2 separate regions of the Homo sapiens genome follow, and region 1 is linked to region 2. A link is a loop called in an ENCODE intact Hi-C map of the cell type or tissue named here. Cell type or tissue: endothelial cell of umbilical vein. All regions are shown on one strand. Links, peaks and the distances in the headings refer to the core of each region. The heading gives the core; the rest is flanking DNA.

The links. Hi-C counts contacts between places; a loop is a spot of excess contacts. Peaks named below come from ENCODE experiments on the same cell type or tissue, not always from the same donor. Only the 100,000 strongest peaks of a DNase experiment are listed, where the experiment ranks them.
Region 1: a loop joins it to region 2, with 12 times the contacts of the local background. A loop is called at or near these places in 4 of 110 quality-filtered maps.

Annotation. Positions count from the first base shown.
Region 1 is chr19:51,149,815-51,160,089 of GRCh38, forward strand. It overlaps SIGLEC7 (sialic acid binding Ig like lectin 7), which reads left to right. Exons shown (of 7, transcript NM_014385.4): 7 at 3,249-3,712. The coding sequence ends at 3,431. It overlaps LOC101928517 (a long non-coding RNA gene), which reads right to left. Exons shown (of 5, transcript NR_110732.1): 3 at 6,532-6,659; 4 at 4,430-4,484; 5 at 3,109-4,142. Among named protein-coding and RNA genes, the nearest start is that of SIGLEC7, 13 kb to the left of the region's middle. RefSeq lists a silencer at 7,731-7,929. In endothelial cell of umbilical vein, for the core only: no CTCF peak of the experiment used is centred there; no DNase peak of the experiment used is centred there.
Region 2 is chr19:51,077,567-51,087,841 of GRCh38, forward strand. KLK14 (kallikrein related peptidase 14) reads right to left here and starts at 5,321. Exons shown (of 6, transcript NM_001369775.2): 1 at 5,156-5,321; 2 at 5,009-5,070; 3 at 3,966-4,137; 4 at 1,883-2,136; 5 at 1,249-1,385; 6 at 331-593. The coding sequence starts at 5,048. The coding sequence ends at 441. RefSeq lists a silencer at 9,026-9,320. In endothelial cell of umbilical vein, for the core only: no CTCF peak of the experiment used is centred there; no DNase peak of the experiment used is centred there.

The sequences.
Region 1 (10,275 bases), core at 884-8,883, 72 kb after region 2:
GATTTATTTGAGCAGTGTTTTGTAATTCTCATTGTAGAGTTCTTTCACCTCCCTGGTTAGCTGTATTTCTAAAAATTTTATTCTTTTTGTGGCAATTGTGAATGGGATTGTGTTCCTAATGTGACTCTTGGCTTGGTAGTTCCTGATGTATAGAAATACTAGTGATTTTTCTATATTGATTTTGTATCCTGAAACTTTGCTGAAGTTATTTATCATTTAAGAAGCTTTTGGGCTGGGACTACGAGGTTTTCTAGATATAGAATCATGCATCTGCAAAGAGGGATAGTTTAAATTCCTCTCTTCCTATTTGGATGCTCTTTATTTCTTTCTCTTGCCTGATTGCTCTGGCCAGAATTTCCAATACTACGTTAAACAGGAGTGGTGAGAGAGGGCATCCTTGTCTTGTGCTGGCTTTCAAGGGGAATGCTTTCAGCTTTTCCATATTCAATATGATGTTGGCTCTGCGTTCACCATAGATAGCTCTTATTATTTTGAGATATGTTCCTTTAATACCTAGTTTACTGAGAGTTTTTAACACGAAGCGATGCTGAATTTTATCAAAAGCCTTTTCTGCATCTATTGAGATAATCATGTGTTTTTGTCTTTAGTTCTGTTTGTGTGGTGAATCACATTTATTGATTTGTGTATGTTGAACCAACATGAAGCCGACTTGATCATATTGGATTAACCTTCTGATGTGCTGATGGATTCAGTTTGCAAGTATTTTGTTGAGGATTTTTGCATCAATGTTCATCAAGGATATTGGCCCGAAGTTTTCTTCTTTTGTTGTGTCTTCGCCAGATTTTGGTATCAGGATGATACTGGCCTCATAGAATGAGTTAGGGAAGAGTCAGTCTTCCTCCGTATTTGGGAATAGTTTCAGTAGGAACAGAAGGAGGCTCAGATCTGACATTTATTGTGTGATTGAAGAGCCTTCCAGGCAGAGGGAGGAGCAAAGCAAGGCCCAGGCACAGGAAGAGGAAAGGAGAGGAGCCATGGGACATCTGTGTGATTAGACAGAGGGAGGCAGGACTGAGAGCAGGAAATGACTTTGGAGGAGTTGAGCCTATGTGAATTGTGTCTGACTGCACAGGCTACTGTGAGCATTTGGAGAGTTTTGAGCAGAAGGACATGATCAGACGAGATTGGGTCCGTTCAGGGTGGTATAGCTGTAGACCAGAAGAACATGATCAACTTTCATTTTCATGGGATTCCTCTGGCCACTGTGTGCAGAAGAGACCGTGTGTGTGGCAGGGGAAGGAGAGAGCATAGGAGGTAGACAGGAGGCTGGTGAACATCCCAGGCAGAAGGTGGTGTTGGCTGGAACCAAGATAGCAGCAGTGGTAGACATGACTGTCTCCCAGATGAATTCTGCAGTGGAACCTACTGGGATTTGTTAATGAATTGGAATTAGAATGTGAGCCACAGAAAGGGAGCAAGAATTACTTCCAGATTTTTGCCCTGAGCAGTGGGAAGAATGGAGGTGCCAATCATTGAGGCTGAGAAGATTGCAGAAGAAATGGATTTGGGAAAGAAAAGGAGGAGTTCAGATTGAATAGGTTGAGTTTTGTGTGTCTTTGGACAAGAACGCGGGGGTTTGAATTATACCACTGGATCAAAGACTATAGTCAGGAGAAAGGAGTGGGCTGGGGGTACAGATTTGGGAGTCATTAGCCTATTGATGGCATGAAGCCAACACAGTGGATAAGATCACAAGGCAAAGGTAAAGAAGAAAAGAACCCGGGGCTGCTCTGATATTTAAGGTCAGGGAGACCTGAAGCAATTGGCAAAGAGGTTGCCAAGAAGGTGAGGTGGACCCAGAAAAGCATGATGTCCTATAGTTGAGTCAAGAAGGCCTTCTGTGTAGGGAAGGTGAGCAGCTGGGTCCTCTGCTGCTGAAAAGTCCAGGAAGGAGAAGACTGCAAGGTGGACATTTAGACTCAGCCACTTAAGTGGTAGTCACAGTGACCTTGATAGTAGCAGTGCTTAGACTTGGTATGTGTGTGAATATTAATTTGAGTAATCAAGAGAGAATCTGGCAAGCAAAATCACTGACAGTTCCATGGAGCATCTTCTGCACAGGGGAGCAGCAGGGAAGGGCTGCGATGAAGGAGGACCCTCCCAGGCAGCCTCTGTCACTCTCTGCTGTGTGAGTCTGTATTAGTTTCCTGTGGCTGCTGTGACAAATTACCATGCATTTCCTGGCTTCCAACAACACACATGGATTAAAGTTCTGAAGGTCACAACCCCAAAATGGGTGTCACTGGGCCAAAATCAAGGCATTGGCAGGCAGGGCTGGTTCCTTCTGGAGGCTCCAGGGGAGGATGCAATTTCTCACCCTTTCTGGCTTCTAGAGGCACCTGCATTCCTTGGCTCAAGTCCCTTCCTCTGTTTGCAAGGCAAGTAGCCTGGCATCTTCCAATCTCTCTAAGCCCTCCTCCTTTCACTTGTAAGGACTCCTGTCATTCCACTGGGCCCACCCAAATAATCCAGGATAACCTCCCCATGTCAATATCCTTAACCTAGCTCCATCTGTAAAGTCCCTTTAGCAATGTAACGTAACAGATTCACAGGTTTCAGGGGATTAGGGTATGGACATTTTGGGGAGCAGTTATACTTCTTATCAGAGGATATAATTTCTTTGACTGAGTTGTCCTCCCCATACCACCGAACTGTGAGCTTCCTAAGAGCAGGTGCCCCATCCAAATCAAGGCCCTGTAATTCTCTCTCACTTAGCCTCTTCCTGCCCATCTTATAATTCACACATAGATATTCGTTTGTTTGACAGTCATTTTTGCCAAATTCCCTCAATTAAAAAGTGAGTTTCAGGAGGTCAGGGCCAACACCTACTGTGTCCACCACAGTCCATCCAGCACCCGGATCAGGGCTTCACACACAGAGGGCCCCAGCAGGACTCCAGGCTTTGGGGTCAGAAGGAAGGGACTGGATTGGGTCCCGGCATAACAGGGAGTTTGGGTACGCTACTTTCTTCATGGAGTTGTTGCGGGAAGTTAATAAGATTAATAAACACCAAACAAGTTGCTCAATAAGTGTTAAATATTGCAGGAAAGTATAAATGAAGGAGATTTCTATAAAATGAACGTGGGATAGAGGCAGGAACTCATGAAGTTTAATTCTATACAGAGGAATATATCCGAACCAACCAACCGATCAAACAACTTGTGACTCTCCCTGCCTTATCCTATTTCCACTGCTCTGCTCTGACTCTCTTCTCTCTCTCCATTCAGGGTAACCTGACTGAGTCCTGGGCAGATGATAACCCCCGACACCATGGCCTGGCTGCCCACTCCTCAGGGGAGGAAAGAGAGATCCAGTATGCACCCCTCAGCTTTCATAAGGGGGAGCCTCAGGACCTATCAGGACAAGAAGCCACCAACAATGAGTACTCAGAGATCAAGATCCCCAAGTAAGAAAATGCAGAGGCTCGGGCTTGTTTGAGGGTTCACGACCCCTCCAGCAAAGGAGTCTGAGGCTGATTCCAGTAGAATTAGCAGCCCTCAATGCTGTGCAACAAGACATCAGAACTTATTCCTCTTGTCTAACTGAAAATGCATGCCTGATGACCAAACTCTCCCTTTCCCCATCCAATCGGTCCACACTCCCCGCCCTGGCCTCTGGTACCCACCATTCTCCTCTGTACTTCTCTAAGGATGACTACTTTAGATTCCGAATATAGTGAGATTGTAACGTGTTTGTCTCTCTGTGCCTGGCTTATTTCACTCAACATAACATCCTCTAAGTTCATCTGTGTTGTTTCCAATGACAGAGTAATGTACTGAATAATTCAAAATAGCTAAAAGAGAGGAGTTTAAATGTTGTCACCAAAAAAAAAAAAAAAAGATAAAAATTTGAGCTGATGGATGTGCTAATCATGCTGACTTGATCGTTCCATGGTGCATCGAGGTGCGGGAGCCTCACGGGGGCTGCGTTCAGGTCGCTCAGGTACTCAGGGCAGGACTGGAATTTAATCCCTGCCTGATTCTGAGGTCTCTTCTCTCACCCGGCACCCAGCACTGAGTGAAGCAACCACTGACTGGGCACCCCTTAGCCATAAGTTTGCAGCATCTCCGTTGACTCCATGGCCTCTGGTGAAGGAATCCGAGAACCTGGACACACAGGAGCTGAGAAAGGAGGCGCCTGAAATTACAGCCCAGCTCTGCGCATGGCCTGCCCCAGCCTGCATAGCTCTGATCAGCAGATAGAGCTTCCAATGGCCATGCTGCCCATGATTTCATCCCCAGGGCCCTGGTTGGGTCTGCAGACCTCCGCCAGGAGCCCCCATCTCCGGACCTTGGTGTGACTGGGCTGGGTCCCTCTCTTGCTGGTCCCCTCCAGAGGGACCCTGGACCCTTTCCAGCCTCACAGGCCCTATGGAGACCCCAGCCCTTCTCCATCACCTTCTCCTCACCTGCTTGCCCCTCTGGTCTTGTCCTCGGGTCTGAGGACATGCAGCCTGATTTGCCCTATGGGGAGAAATCAGGGAAGAAGTCACATCTCAGGTCCATAAGAAACACGGGAGAGTCCTGGGTAGAGAGGTGAAGGGGCCCAACTTCCTGCCAAGTCCAAGCCCAAGCCCTCCCCATGTGGGACCCTAGGAGGTAGAGGAGATGGTCTGCGGTCTTCACCTCTCCACTGAGAGTCCTCAACATCCTCATACTTTTAAAGATTTCCAAGGGCACAGGAGGCAGACGCCATTGTGTGGGGGAAAGAGGCCGGGTGAAGCTGAGGAAGGAGTTGACACTGTTGGCGCAATTACCAGGGGTAAGTAACAACAATGATGGAGTTAATAATAATAATTTATTTCACACTGTTATGTCATGCCATAAGACGTGCCATCAACTCTGGAAATTAGGTTAGTTATTATTACCCCTGGGGGCAGGGAGAGCAGCTTGTTTATCTTTTGTTATTAGAGGCCCAAGAATCAAGCCAAGAGCTTGGTGAAATTTGTGGGGAGTAGAGATTTGTCATGGTCATGGAGCTATGACAAAATCCCGTCCCATCCCTGCATCTTTCTAATTCCTCATCTTGGAGGGAGCTGAGGGGAACAGTTGAGGCCACAGGCTGTGGGTTCGGCCTGCCCGGGCTTGAATCCCACCTCTTCTGTGGGTTAGCACTGAAGCCTTAAATAAAATACTCAAACTCCATGGGGCTTAGTTTTCTCACCTGTAAAGTGGAGGTGAGGCTAATCACATTCACTTTCTCCATAGAGAGACAGTGAGGGTCAAGCAGGTTAGAATGGTGGTGGGCACATGGTAAGTGCACAGCTAATGTCCACCACTCTTATCCCCCTTATCCCCCTGTGACTCACCCTGACTCTGATCTGAGGACTCCAGAGGATTCATAGAGGAGGCATCTTTGGACCCAGACCTGAGAGGACTGGGAGATTTCACCCAGAGGTTGTGAGCATGTCATGGCAGGGTGGAGGTGGCACTCCTGAGGGTGGGCACTGCCTAGCAGGGCATGGAGGCAGGGAGATGTGCAGAGCATGAGCCTGGACGGGAGCTGCTGCACTCACGGGGGGCCTGGATCCTGACGTCCATGTACATGATCAGCTGTGTCACGGGGTTTTCCACAGTGCATTGGTAAGTGCCCATCTGCTACCAGGCCAGACTCAAGAGATACAACTTTGCATATGAGAAGTTTAGGAAGGAGCTGTTGTGGATCCAGCAGTACTTGAGATCTGGGAAAGAATAGGAGACACACTCCATTTCCACCTGGGAGCCGATCTCAGCCGTCACGATGCCATTGAAGGCATCAGGATTGCCCCTCAGCAGCAGATAGTCAGGCCCATCTGCAGAGACAGGGAAGGAGGCCTGAGGCTGTGTTTCTGACCCTTTGGGGTCCTGGGTACCACCTCATGAGGTCCTCCTCCAGCCAAGAGGTTCCCCACTGTGCACCCTGAGCTGACCCCTAGACCTGCCCCAGGCAAGGCAGCTGTGCCAACAACAATAACCATAATAAGAGCACCTGCCATGATCAGGGACCTACTAGGGGCCAGCCCCATGGTAGCCCTTTACCTCGTAATAAAATCATTGGAGTAAAAGCAAACACATGGGGCCTACTGTGTGCCAGACACTGTTCTAAGCTCTGTGCCTGTCCCCACATTTGTTGAATTCCCAGAACAACTCATGTGATTGGTTCCACTATTGATCCATTTTATAGATGGAAAACAATGAGGCTCGGAGGAGAGGATTAGGACTTCATGACTGCAACTGACACAGAAGGATTGAGCCAGTCTCAGGGCCTGGGGGCAACCGCCCTGAGCAGCTGAAGCCTCTGGATCCTGGGTCTTGGTTCCAAGCCTCTGACCTGTAAACAGCTGTATGGAGATCAGAAATCCTTCACGCTTCAACCCCAGCTTCCACACAATGGGCGCCATAGCCTGTGCATTAGGAAATCTAACACACCACTAAAGTGTTTCCAGAAGGAGATGTAAAGGTGATTTTAGAAGTGTGATTATTTTTTTCAGGTGAAAGATGTGGAAGAGTTTGATAAACTCTGTGAACACACCTGGAACACTGGAAGAATCTAAGTGTTGATGTATTTATAAGCTCAGTAGATTAGATTTCCAAGAGCTGTCCGAGAATTTGTGAGGATCTTGCTGGGTTGTGAACTTGCCCCAGTAGGCAGCTGAAGGGCTATAAAGAAAAAAGAATGTATGGAATGTATAACTGACTCTTTAAATCAAACTCTCTGTTTAAGGGAGCACAGTCTGTTCAATTTCAGTAAAAGAGAGTGACAGTGACTATAGTAAGTTTACAAGAAAAGAAGAAAGAAATCAATGAGTGGAATTTGAAGGGTCAAGGGGTTTGAACACTTAATAAACTGAACATCAATTTAAAAAATAATTGGTTTTAAGTAGTCCCCTATTTACACAAAAGCAGACCTCAGCAAAGGCACACTGACCATTTCTAATCTGAGAAGTGAGGACTGGGGTCCCTATTTCACATTTGAGTGCATCAGTTCTGAGTAGTGAGGGCAGCTCCCAAGTCCACAGAGCTCAAGAGCTGGAGCTGATTCCAACCCAGACCAACCTGGCTGCAGGCTGGCCCAGGATGTCTCTGGCCTAGTCCCATTTGCAGATCCGTGGTGAGTCCCAGAGGTGGACTTGTGTGGCAAAGAGCTGAACCCTGCCAAAAAGAGGCCTGGCCTTTGCTCTCAGCTACTGGGAGGGAACCTCTAAGTCCCTGGAATGTCTCACCTGATTAGAGTGTCTTTGTTTACCTGAAAGCCTTGGACTTCACCAAATAGTCTAATAATATAACTAACGATAGGACTTTGGGTCACTGGTATCAGCTCTATCTGTGGAGCAGCTGAAACTAAGGTCAGCCATGTAGACAGTTATCCACATCTATGTGACAAAGCCACACCAGGACATCAAGGCTCAGGTGAGTGTCCCTGGTTGGCAATGCTCTATGCATGTTGTCACATGTCATGTCAGGAGGAATTACCACAGTCTATGATTCTACTGGGAGGGGACAACTGGAAACTCCCCATTCGGAATTCCCTGGACCCTGCCCCATGCTCTTCTCACCTTGGCTGACTTTAATCTGTATCCTTTTGCTGTAATGAGACATCACATGAGGATAACAGCTTTCAGTGAGTTCTGAGTCCTACTAGTGAACTATCAAAACTGAATGTGGTCAGGGACTCCCCAATGTGCAGCTGGCATCAGAAGTGAGGGCAGTCTTGTGAATTGCTCCCTAACTACTCAGGACTGCTGGATTAAAGGCTGTGCAGGTCGTTTGAGGATAGAAAGGATTCCTGGCAACACTGCCTGGTTTGAACCAAGCACTGCCACTTACTTCCCATGTGATCTCAGTTAAGTTGCCTCCCTCCCCTAAGCCTCTTTCTACACCTGTAAAATGAAGATATGAAATGTTTCCTCTTCATAGGGCTGTTGTGATGCTTAACTTCAGAAGCAAGTGGAGAACGTAAAACGTGGAATCCTTCTTAGCTAGGCTCTTGTGTCTGAGGTCCTTATTACTAAGGAAAAAGAGGGAATGAATACTGAGAAGAAACCAGCAACCACGGCCACAGAGAGCATCTCATCAGCTCTATTTGGCTGCACCAACATGGAGCACTCCTTTTAGACACAGCATTGTGCCAAGTCCCTGCAGAAACATGTCCCTCCCTCCATCTAGACTGTGCACGGCCAGTGATGCCTGGTCTGAACAGTCAGGATGAATATGGCAGAAGTGGCTTCATTCAGACAGAGTCCGTGGCATGACCCTGACTGTCTCATGCAATGAGACCCTCATGAGGACCCTGCTCTCAGGAGGGGGGTGTAGGCTTGGAGGGCACCTCGACCTTCAGGGACTCACTTTCATTCTCTCAAGCAAACCCCAGAACTATACCTGGCCCATCTCATCCAGGATCCCCCATGACTTTGAGAATCTTGTCTGAAACCCTGTCTCTCCAGTCAGGAGTGGTAGCACCCAGTGCTCACCTAGGGGCAGGAGGCAGCTTCGGGAGCAGCCCCCCAAAGCCTTTAATCTCTTTCTGGAGCTCAGCTTTGTACCTTCTTATCAAGAGAGCAAAACGTCACAGTTCCTCCCAGGGCAAAGTTTTGCCTGGCACAGCCAGAGTGGACACTAATGAACAGTGACTCCTTCCTGTCTTTCAGGCTTGAAGATCACAAGGAATGTTAACCTGGGATCTTTGAGGAGCTATACACAAGGTAGATTTCTGACAGGTCCCTACCCGCGTCCTTGCAGCGCTGTGTGAGCAAACCCCATCACCCCCAAATGCATCACACCACCAGGGGGAGCCATGGAGTTGCACGATGCATCAGCACTAATCTTTGTCTACAACCTCCTGGGGGAAGGGATAAGAAGTGGATAGAAAAGGTGAGAGGCAGGAGCCCCGAATCAGCTTCCAGAGAAGATGGAAGTGAAATGGAGAAATAATAATAATGACATTAACAATAGCAATAACATTACTAATAACATTAAATAATAACTACTTCCTGTAGTTATCATTCCTGTTCGGTGAGATTGTAAATCTTGACATAGGTTAGTCTCTGAATGGGTGGGAGTCAGGTGTCAGGAAGCATTTGGGGGTCAAAGAGGGTGGAGAAGATTGGTGCAGTGATCCCTGCAACTCTCTGGGTGAGCAGCAGGGGGCGCCCTAACCATGGCAGAGACTGTTGAGTTGGTTGCACAGACATAACCAAGTGTCATGGGGCAGTGGGAAGTCCATGGACTCTGTCTCAGAAGGAGAATTACTTGATCTCTGTGTGCCTCAGTGTCCTTATCTGCAAAGTGGACATCAGAGCTCCTACCTTTATGAGCCTGAGAACAAAAACCAGGGAGAATAAATGAACAACCACAGCAGCAACAACAAACAAAAACAAGAGCCAAAACCAAGTAGCGAGATGGGCCTTTCTATCATCTGACCCTGAAATCCAGTCACATTTAAAACCAGGTCTACCCCTCAGATTTCCCAGACAACAGAAGTCAATGCATTTTTTCCCTTTGAAAGTGAAAAACAAACAAACAAACAAAAAACATGCTGTAATATTGGAGGGAAACAATTATGGGGTTTTTTTGTGTTTTTTTTTTTTTTGAGATGGAGTCTTTGTCGCCCAGGCTGGAGTGCAGTGGTGTGATCTCGGCTCACTGCAAGCTCTGCCTCCTGGGTTCACACCATTCTGCCTCAGCCTCCCGAGTAGCTGGGACTACAGGTGCCCGCCACCACACCCAGCTAATTTTTTTGTATTTTTAGTAGAGACGGGGTTTCACCATGTTAGCCAGGATGGTCTCAATCTCCTGACCTCATGATCTGCCCGCCTTGGCCTCCCAAAGTGCTGGGATTACAGGCATGAGCCACCGTGCCCAACTACAACTATGATTTTTATATGAACATTAATTCCATTATGTGGTTCCTTGAGGTTGCCTGATGTACACATTGTGGGAAAGGCCATGAGAGCTGCTACACAGCCCTTTGGAGATGGCGATCATGAAGCCAGCAAATGGTCAAGGGCTGTGAGTCTTCAAAAATCTGTCCTGATAAGTGATGATGTCATCTCCACATGCAAACCTGTCTCCAGAGAAGACACAATCCCATCCACTCAATGCTGCCGATCCTCCTAAACAATTCAAATGGGCTTTTTGCCCAGCAAGAAAGGGATTTTTGTATGTACATTCATGTTCTCTTTCTTATTCATCAGAAGTTATTTTTCTACGCACCTCACATTCTCAATGATAACTAAGAGAAATTCCTTGTTTGATTAACTCACACTCTATACCGGAA
Region 2 (10,275 bases), core at 760-8,759:
GACTGGGGCTCCTGGGTCTGAGGGAGGAGGGGCTGGGCCTGGACTCCTGGGTCTCAAGGAGGAGGGGCTGGGGGACTGGGGCTCCTGGGTCTGAGGGAGGAGGGGCTGGGCCTGGATTCCTGGGTCTGAGGGAGGAGGGGCTGGGGGCCTGGACTCCTGGGTCTGAGGGAGGAGGGACTGGGGCCTGGACTCCTGGGTCTGAGGGAGGAGGGGCTGGGGGCCTGGACTCCCGGGTCTGAGGGAGGAGGGGCTGGGGCCTGGACTCCTGGGTCTGAGGGAGGAGGGGCTGGGGGCCTGGACTCCCGGGTCTGAGGGAGGAGGGGCTGGGGGCCTGGACTCCTGGGTCTGAGGGAGGAGGGGCTGGGGCCTGGACTCCTGGGTCCTGAGTAGAGAGAGGAGGGCCTGGGCAGCTGACGAGGTCCATCCCACCGTGAAGACCATCATTTGTCCCGCATCGTTTCCTCAATCCAGCTTCTGTACTTGCACAGGTTGGTGTAGACACCGGGGTAGCCAGGCAGGGCGCAGCGCTCCATTCCCCAAGACACGAGGCCCTGGAGCTGTCCTCTGCACACCAGGGGTCCCCCAGAGTCACCCTGAGGGGGAGGAACAGAAATGGAGACACTGATGGACAGGTAGCCAGAGCCACCATGGCACAGAGAACCCGAGAAGCAGACACAGGGAGACAGGCAGAGACACTGGTGGACAGTTAGGGACACAGTCCTGCCCCAGCTCTGAGGTCTCAGCCCCGGAGGTCGGGGCACTTCCTTCCCTCTCCGCTGGGTCTGGCTCTGTCTCTGTGTGCACCTGCCTGTCCCTTGAATCTCACCAGGCCCCTCTCTGTTCGCTCCAACTGTAGAACATTTGTGTGTCTCTCTTTTTCTATTTCCCCATCTCTGCCTCCCTCAAGGATGCATTAAGATTTCTAGAAGCCTCAGCACAGCCTTTCCCAGACCCATATGAGCAGAGGCCACTCTGCGATCTTTCCCCAACCTGCCTCATCCCATTCCACCAACTACCCTAAGAGGGTTACTCCCACCTGACAGATGAGGAAACTGAGGCATGAATGCTCTGAGTCCATTACCCAGGGGGCACAGGGCTAGGAAGCAGGGTGGCCTGGCTATCGGAATCTCTCTGTGCCTGCGGTTCACTCTCTTCTGAAGACCTCTGCAGACTTCCATGCTCCTGACATCATTTGCTTAAATCCCAGTCCCAAATAATCCCTACCACAGCTCCCATCCTGGGCCTTACCTGACAAGAGTCCTTCCCGCCCTGGGGAACTCCTGCACAGACCATGCCAGGCGTGATGGTTCTAGGATAGGCCTTCTGGCACACCTCATCCGGGGAGATGTTGATGTTCACGCATTGCAGAGAGGCGGGGTACCTGGCTGGGGGACACTGCAGGGTTATAACTGGGTCTACCCTCCCATAAGACCCAAGGGTCCAGGCCCCCAGCCCCTCCTCCTTCCGACCCAGGAGTCCAGCCCCAGCACCTCCTCCCTCAGACCCAGGAGTCCAGGCCCCCAGCCCCTCCTCCCTCAGACCCAGGAGTCCAGACCCCCAGTCCCTCCTCCCTCAGACCCGGGAGTCCAGGTCCCCAGCCCCTCCTCCCTCAGACCCAGAAGTCCAGGCCCAGCCCCTCCTCCTTGAGACCCAGGAGTCCAGGCTCCAGCCCCTCCTCCCTCAGACGTATGAGTCCAGGCCCAGCTCCTCCTCCTTGAGACCCAGGAGTCCAGGCCTCAGCCCCCTCCTCCCTCAGACCCAGGAGTCCAGGCCCAGCCCCTCCTCCCTCAGACCCAGGAGCCCCAGTCCCCCCAGCTCCACCTCCTGGAGACCCAGGAGCCCAGGCCCAGTCCCCTGCTTTCCAAGACGCAGGAGTCCTCACCGATGGGGCTGGATATAGTTCCCCAGCCTGACACTCGGCAGGAGGTCCCGGGGCTGGCACAGGCCTGGGTGACCTCAATGGGCCTGACTGCCCTCCCGATCCGTGCGGGCTGCTGTAGCTGCAGCAGCATGAGGTCGTTGTCGTGGGTCCGGGAGTTGTAGTTGGGGTGCGTCACCTGACGAACCACGCGCAGCACCTGCTGGGTGGCCTCCCACCTCCTCAGGTTGTGCTTGCCCAGGGCAACCTGAAGGATCCTGGCCACGACCCCCAAGAGAAGCGCTGCTCAGGGTCTGAGCCAGAGACTCCTCCCCACCCTCCAGCCCGGTTCCCTGGCCGGGTGACGAGTCTTCCCCGAGGTCTAGCCTGCTTCTCACTAACTGCAGGCCGAGCATTCTTGGCCTCCTGTGCCCTTCCCCATGGCCAGGGCATTCTCTCGGCCCAGCCCCAGCTGCCTCTCCTTCCGCTCTTGGGCTGGGCTCCAGCTCCTGGCTTGGGAAGAAGGTGATGATTGGGAGAGCTTGGCTCCGTGCCAGGGTCTGTGCTGGGCTCGGTGCATTGAGTCCTAAGCGAAACTGCGTTATGAGTCTAGGCTCTAAATCGGAACTGATATTCCGGAGTAGGCACCATTCTGTTTCTAGCCTGGGTTCTGAGTTCTAGACATCTTAAACTTTTGACTCTATGCTAAGATCAGGATTCTAGATCGAACCTGGATTATGACTTGATTTATTTATTTATTTTTTTTTTGTGATGGAGTCTCGCTCTGTCACCTAGGCTGGAGTGCAGTGGCACGATCTCAGCTCACTCTCGACCTCCAACTCCCAGTTCAAGTGATTCTCCCGCCTCAGCCTCCCAAAGTGCTGGGATTACAGGCGTGAGCCACCGCACCCAGCCTCTACAGGTCTGTTTCATATTGGATTATAGGGCTCTTGGTTCTGGACTCTGGCCCTAGCCCTTGACCTCAGGTTGGGCTCTGGGTTCTAGTTGGAGCTCTAGGTTATGGCCCGGATCCAAGATTCTAGAGTCTGGTTTGCATTCTGGCCTTTATATTCTAGACTCTGGCCTGAGCTTTGATCTCTAGGTTCTAGACTGACCTGTTTATGGCATAGATATGGCTTATAGGCATTTTGACCTCTTGGCTGGGGTCTGGGTTGTAAGTTCAGATCTAGAATTTAGGAGGGGTCTAGGTTTTATATGGGGCTTCTGATTAGGATCTGCATTCTGGGATTTATTGATTGATTGATTGATATGGAGTTTCGCTCTTGTTGCCTAGCCTGGAGTGCAATGGTGCGATCTTGACTCACTGCAACCTCCGCCTCCCAGGTTCAAGTGATTCTCCTGCCTCAGCCTCCCGAGTGGCTGGGATTACAGGCATGTGCCACCATGCCTGGCTAATTTTGCATTTTTAGTAGAGACAGGGTTTCTCTATGTTGCTCAGGCTGGTCTCGAACTCCTGACCTCAGGTGATCTGCCTGCCTCAGCATCCCAAAGTGCTAGGATTATAGGCATGAGCCACCGCACCCGCCACATTCTGGGATTCAAACACTGGGTTGAAGTCTGCTCATAGCGGAGCTATAGACTAGACTCTGAACTAAACCTTGGGTGTGAAACAGCCTCCAGGTTTTGCCTCTATTCTTAGAGTTGTATGTTCCAGCTGTGAGCAGCGTTCTAGTTCTGGATTTATGGCTAGACTGCAGGTCCTGAACTGGGCTCTGAGTTCTACGTAGTGTCCTGAGTTTCTGAATGTAGACGGGGTCCTGAATTCAGCCACCAATCTGGAATGGGCTAAGCTTGGTCTCGATGTAATGTGTGGCCTCTGGAAGAATCACTGGATCAGATGTTCGGTTCTCAGCAGGTCCATGGGTTCCAAGCTGCCCATCTGCTTTCAGAACCTATGCTGAGTTCGAGATTTATGGAGGAGCCCACATCCCGAGCTGTGTTTTTGTTCCAGGCTCTTCTCTAGACCTCAAACCAGGAGCCAGCCACTACATTGGGTTCTATACAGAGATCCAGGTTCTCAGCTCAGCTCTAGGGCTTTAGACTCTGGAATTCACTAGGTACAGGGACAGGGGAGGGGGTCACTTACGGGCGGCCGCAGTGAGCAGCAGTGATGACCCACTGGCCTGAAAGCAGGGCGCCTCCGCAGAGGAAGCGGCGCCTGGGACCCGCCAGCAGGGCCGCCTGCCACGGCTGGGAGCTCCGGGTGCACGTATGGCCACCAATTATCTTGTTCTCATCCTCTTGGCTCTGTGTCATGGCTAGGAGTGGACAGGATTGGGTGGGGAAAGTAGATGAGCAAACACTCTCCACTCCACAAGTTTGTAGGATTCCAAAACTGACAAATCCCCTTCCTTTTGGTCTAACCCCTAAACTGCCCGCCTCTATCTGTCCCACCCAGGGTGAGACATGCCCAATATTGACCCCGTTATTGCCCCAGCACGGAGAGCTTTCTGACTCACCTCCCAAGTCACCTCCGTAGCATCTCTTATTTTGTGCCGTGGCCACCTTATCCAGGGCCTTGCTACATCTACGACCCTTAGCTCTATGCTCCCATAATTTCTGTGATCACTTCTCGAAATATGCCACATTTCCCCCCAATGAGTCCTTCCCCAACACATTCAAGGACCTCCCTGTCTCCTCCCCAACGTTCCCACTCAGTGGGACCCCAAGGATCCGCCATCTCTTGCCCCACACTTGCCCCCATCCACCTCACACACCCATGCCACGATCCCGCCACCCCATGCCACGATCCCGCCATCCCATCATCCTTCTCCACCTTCCCTCTGACAACAAAACATCTTTCTGACATTGTTTCTTTCCTAACACAGTCAGGTAGAGCCCCGTGATCTTTCTGCTATGACCCACTCAGGACCTAATAGTTCCCTAAGATTCCTTATGTATTTTGCACCAGACCTTATAAACACCTCTCTCCCCGGCCCCACAATTCCCTAGCACCTCCACAACTAGGAATTTAGGCCTCCAGCACGTTCCCCCACCATGACCCCCAAACCACTCCCTGCTCTTTCTTATGAGGTCACCATGAGCATCCAGGGGCCCCAAGGACCCATCCCCATCTCTTCTCAGAGTCTCCAGGGGACCCCCTTGTGTCATACCCAACCGTTCTCTTACCTATAGCCAGGACTTGAAGTGCTGTCAGCAGGAGGAACATTTTAGGGGCTGAGGGCCAGGTCCTGTCAAATGCAGAGAAAAAGTGAGAGAGAAGGAACCTTCAACAGAACCGGGGGCTGAGAGGCAGAGACAGCAAGGGGCACTTACCCAGAGCCCAAGACCCTCAGGGACATGAAGACACAGCAGAGAGGTAGGGACCAGAGACGAGGGGGGCGGGGCCTGCAGGCTCTGCGGGCGGCAGGTGGGAGGATGTGGAGCAGGGCACAGGTCCCTCCTTGATGTCTTGATGAAGGAAGGAGGGGAGGTGTCTCTCTTCCTAGTCACACTGGCAAAGCCTTTTATCCCTGGTAAGGACAGCTGGCCCTGCCCCCACCTCCCGCCGCCCTGCTTCTGACATTTTTTTTTTTTTATTGCCTAGTTCCCATTCCAGGACTCCCTGATCCCATCCCCTCCCTCCCCTGTCTGGCCAAAAAAGCAGCCACAATTGTTCATGAGAACCCGCCCAGGGAAGATGCTATAATCTAGAAGGAATCCTGGGAGGGGACCCCAGGGCAGGGTGGGCAGGGGAGGGTTCCCAGTTGCTGGAGGTGGTGGATCTAGTGGTGGAGTCAGGAAACCAGGGTGGGGAGTGTCAGAGGAAAGGGCACGAAGGGGCTGAGAGAGGGAGGAAGAGATGGACTGAGAGAGGGAGTCACGGGAGGAGGGAGAGAGGGAGAGAGAGAGAGAGAGAGAGAGAGACAGAGAGAGATGGAGAGAGAGAAAGACAGAGAGACACACAGACAGAGAGAGACAGAGACAGGGTGACGGGGGGGAGAGAGAGAGAGAGATGGAGAGAGAGACAGAGAGAGAGCCAGACAGAGAGACACAGAGAGAGAGAGAGAAAGAGAGAGACAGAGACAGAGTGACAGAGAGGGGGAGAGCAAGAGACAGAGAGAGACTGGGAAAATGAATGAGAAGATATGACAGTGGAGAGAGAGGAGTCCAGGAATACGAGCACAGAGGCAGGTGTGCTCATGAGAGAAGGAACTGAGGAGAGAGCTGGAGAAACCGGTGGAAGTTGGATGTGACAGGGAACAGAAGAGGCAGACGGTGGGAAAAAAACAAGACAGAGGAAGAGGGAGACACAGAGACGCAGGGAGAGAGGGGTGTGGAGAAGTGGAGATAGAAAAGCAAAAGACGGAGGGAAGAAGGTGGAGATAGAATGGAAACAGACACACAGAAAGAGAAAACAGTGGAGAGAGAGGAGAGAGGCCGAGACGCCCCCACCATGCGGCACTCACCACAAACACACACAGAACAACAGCGATGATGATGAAGGCAGTGCGGGCATGAGACGTGGAAGAGAACGGGACATGGTGGGAGAAAGAGGATGGGACAGGCAGGCCGATGGCAGAGGGGAGACGGGAAGGATGGGCACCTACAGGGGATGGGGACAATGACAGAGGAGACGGAGGCCTAGATGAGAGATGGCAGCGCCAGGGAGAGATGGAGAGGAGGGGTGGGATAGAGGACGGGCAGGAGGTGGGCGGGAGATACCTGGACCTGGAGCAGAGCTGCCCACCTTGCTTTCTCACTTTCGACTCCTGAGAGATGGGGGAGCAGAGGCCCCAGCAGGGAGCAGGAAGGTTGGTGCCAGAACTGGCATTCCCCAGCTTGGGATCTGCTAGGTGCAGAGACAAAGTGAGAGCTGGAGATGCAAAGAGAGAGTGACAGAGACCCAGAGAGGGGGACAGAGACCCAGAGGGAGAGGGAGAGAGACCCAGAAAGAGAAGGGGACAGAGATTCAGAGACAGAAGGACAGTCTTAACAGACGGGGTTGGAAATTCAAAATAGGAGACGGCAGAGAGCAGGAGAGACAGAGTGAATGAGATGGGGAAGGATTCTGGCCAGCCTGCAGGGGGGTTCTGGAGTTGGGGGGGTTCCATCCTCATTTGGGGGAGGGCCTACCCTCCTCAGCCCCTCCCCTAGCCCCTTAAATTCCCCAGTGCTTGTGTCCGTCTCTGGGCCTGGGCAGCCCCGTACCTGGACCACGTGGTGACTCAGGAGGCTGCTTGCCTCCCTTGGCTACCCCAACTGTTCCCCGGCCTCAGCCTGACTCAGCCTCCCTCCACCTCGGCACCCCCCTAGGCTGGCTCTTTGAGCTGGAGCTTGGCCTGGGTCTGTCTGTACACCTGGGGACGCACTGTCTGGGCACCTGCATCTGGAGCCACACACCCATCTCTCCCCAGGTGCCTTTCTGTGATTCCTGAACTGTTTCTGTTTAACTATGGGCCTCCCTGCTTTGAGCTGAAGGCCTTGGGAAGCCTTCCCGGCCTCCTCTGCCTTGGTTCAGGCTCGGCATCAACACAAGAACCCCCTCTTTATTTTTAAATTTTTAAATTTATTTTATTTATTTATTTATTTTATTTTTTTTTCTTTTTTTCTTTTTCTTTTTTTTTTTTTTGAGACAGAGTCTCACTCTTTAGCCCCGGCTGGAGTGCAGTGGCTCAATCTCGGCTCACTGCAACCTCTGCCTCCTGGGTTCAAGCGATTCTCCTGCCTCAGCCTCCTGAGTAGCTGGGGCTATAGGCACCCACCACCATGCCCCGCTCATTTTTTTGTATTTTTAGTAAAGACAGGGTTTCACCATGTTGGCCAGTCTGGTCTCAAACTCCTGACCTCAAATGATCCACCCTCCTTGGCCTCCCAAAGTGCAAGGATTACAGGCATGAGCCACCACACCCGTCAAGAACTCCCTCTTTTAAGAAAGGGTTCTCTTGGGACCCAGGGATGGGGTGGCAGGAGGGAGCTGCTCTGTGGTGACGAATCAGCTTTGCACTGGATGTGGCGGTGATTACACGATTCTACACATGAGATAAAGAGACACAGAAGCCCACGTGCACACACACACGTGCAAAGAAATGCGTGTGAAAAATGAACGCGCAGTGTGATCTGTAGTCTCATTAATAGTTTGGTTTCTGTGTTGATTTCCTGGTTTCCATTCTGAACGACAGTTACACAAGGTGTCGCCACGGGGAGAAGTAGGTGAGGGAGATTCCCTATGCTGTGTGTGTAGCCTCCTGTGAGTCTGTAATTATCTCAAAGGAAAAAGTTAAAAATAAAACAGAATTTCCTAGTAAACACAAGGTCTCCCTGTTCCTAAAAAGAACACCCTACTTAAGCAGAAGGCCTTGGTCAACCCCCAGGAGCCTGGGAGTGGCTCCTTCATGCCACTCTATCCCTGAGATCCAAGAGAATCCTTTCTTTAAAGGGTGGCAGGGGGGCAGGTGCTGTGGCTCACGCCTGTAATCCCAGCACTTTGGGAGGCCAAGGTGGATCACCTGAGGTTAGGAGTTCAAGACCAGCCTGGAAAACATGGTGAAACCCAATCTCTACTAAAAATACAAAAAAACTGAGCTGGGCATGGTGGTGGGTGCCTGTAGCCCCAGCTACTCAGGAGGCTGAGGCAGGAGAATCGCTTGAACCCGGGAGGCAGAGGTTGCAGTGAGCTGAGATTGTGCCACTGCACTCCAGCCTGGGTGACAGAGCGAGACTCTGTTGCAAAATAAATAAATAAACAAACAAATAAATAAAGAGGGGGTTCTTGTGTTTATGCAGAGCCTGAGCCAGGGCACAGAATGACTGGAAGGCTCCCCAAGGCCTTCAGCTCAAAGGTAGGGAGACAGCTGGAGATGCAGCTGATGAGGCCCAGTTCACCGCCGGTGGCTCCCAAGGACTTGCCGTCCCCAGCCCGGACCTCAGCACCTGCCGTGCCGTGGCCAGGTTGCTGGGCCCTCTTCCCACCACATGCTAGGTTCCCAGGGTATCTCGCTCACCACTCCACCACCTGCTTGGCACGGTCTTGTTTGCTGTGCCACGGGCATCGATAAACATCTGATGAATGAATGAACACAGAGCCTCAGTCGCTGCTCCTCTGTGAACTCACGGTCTGGTGAAACAGGCCAGCGGGGCAACAGGAAACTCCATCTGGTGTCACGTGTGCTCCCCTGGAGGAGGCTGAGGGGCTGGATGGAGCCTCAGGTGTGGGAAAGGGTTCCAGGAGGAGGGGCAGTCTTAGCAGGTTCCTGCAGATGAATAGGAGTTTGCCAGGGAGGATGGACAGTGTGTGGAGAGGGTAGGAGGGAGGTGAGTGGTTTCGAGTAGGGATGGTGGGGCAGGAGGATGGTGAGAGAGCTCAGAGCGTAGGAGAGAGGAGTGGCCAAGATGAGCAGGGCCCTGGTGCTGCAGGGGCGAGAATTTTACTCCGAGGGTGATGGGGGATGGTGGCATGATCCTGAGTAGGGGAGAGCAGAATCCTTCGGGATACTCAGGTCTGGAGCTCAGGAGAGTGATGGGGCATCACGGCACGGATGGTGCTGGATACCAGCGGTGTGGAGCCCACCTAGGGAGAGGGTATACAGTGAGAGGACCCCACTGAAGACTCACAGCTCAGGGGGTAAGAAACAGTTATGCCAGGGGTAGGAGTGATTGAAGAGCTAAGAGGGACACCAGGAGGGAGCAGTGTCAGGAAAGTTGAGAGCTTTTTTTTTTCTTTTTAAACAGGGTGTCACTCTGTTGCCCAGGCTGGAGTGCAGTGGTGCAATCACAGCTCACTGCAGCCTTGAACTCCTGGGCTCAACCATCCTCCCACCTCAGCCTCCTGAGTAGCTGGGACTACAGGCACGTGCTACCACAGTCAGTTAATTTTTGTATTTTTTTGTAGAGACAGGGTCTCACGATGTAGCCCAGGTTGGTCTCCAACTCCAGGGCTGAAGTGATTTGCCTGCCTTGGCCTCCCCAAGTGCTGGGATTACAGGTGTGAGCCACTGCGCCCAGCCAGAGAGCATTTTTTAAACGAGGGAGTGGCAGGGGCGGTCAGATGCCTCTGGAAGGAAGATAGGTGATGGGTGATTTTGGAGAGAAAGGTTTTTTGTGGTGTGGTAGGGGTGGAAGCTGGGCGGAGCAGAGGAGACCATAGGTGCGGACAGCTCTTGGGTGTGAGGGGAGGAGAAGGGTGGTTGATACTGATGGCTGTTTATAAGAAAGGAAAACCTGGATGGCACTTGGAACAAAAACAATCACTCACATGTATTCTGTGCTCAGCACAGCCAGGGACTGTGATGAAACCTTGGTTGTTTTTTTTTTTTTTTGAGATGAGTCTCAGTCTGTCACCCAGGCTGGAGTGCAGTGGCAGGATCTCGGCTCACTGCAACTTCCGCCTCCCAGGTTAAAGCAATTCTGTTGCCTCAGCCTTTTGAGTAGCTGGGACTATGGGTGCCCACCACCAT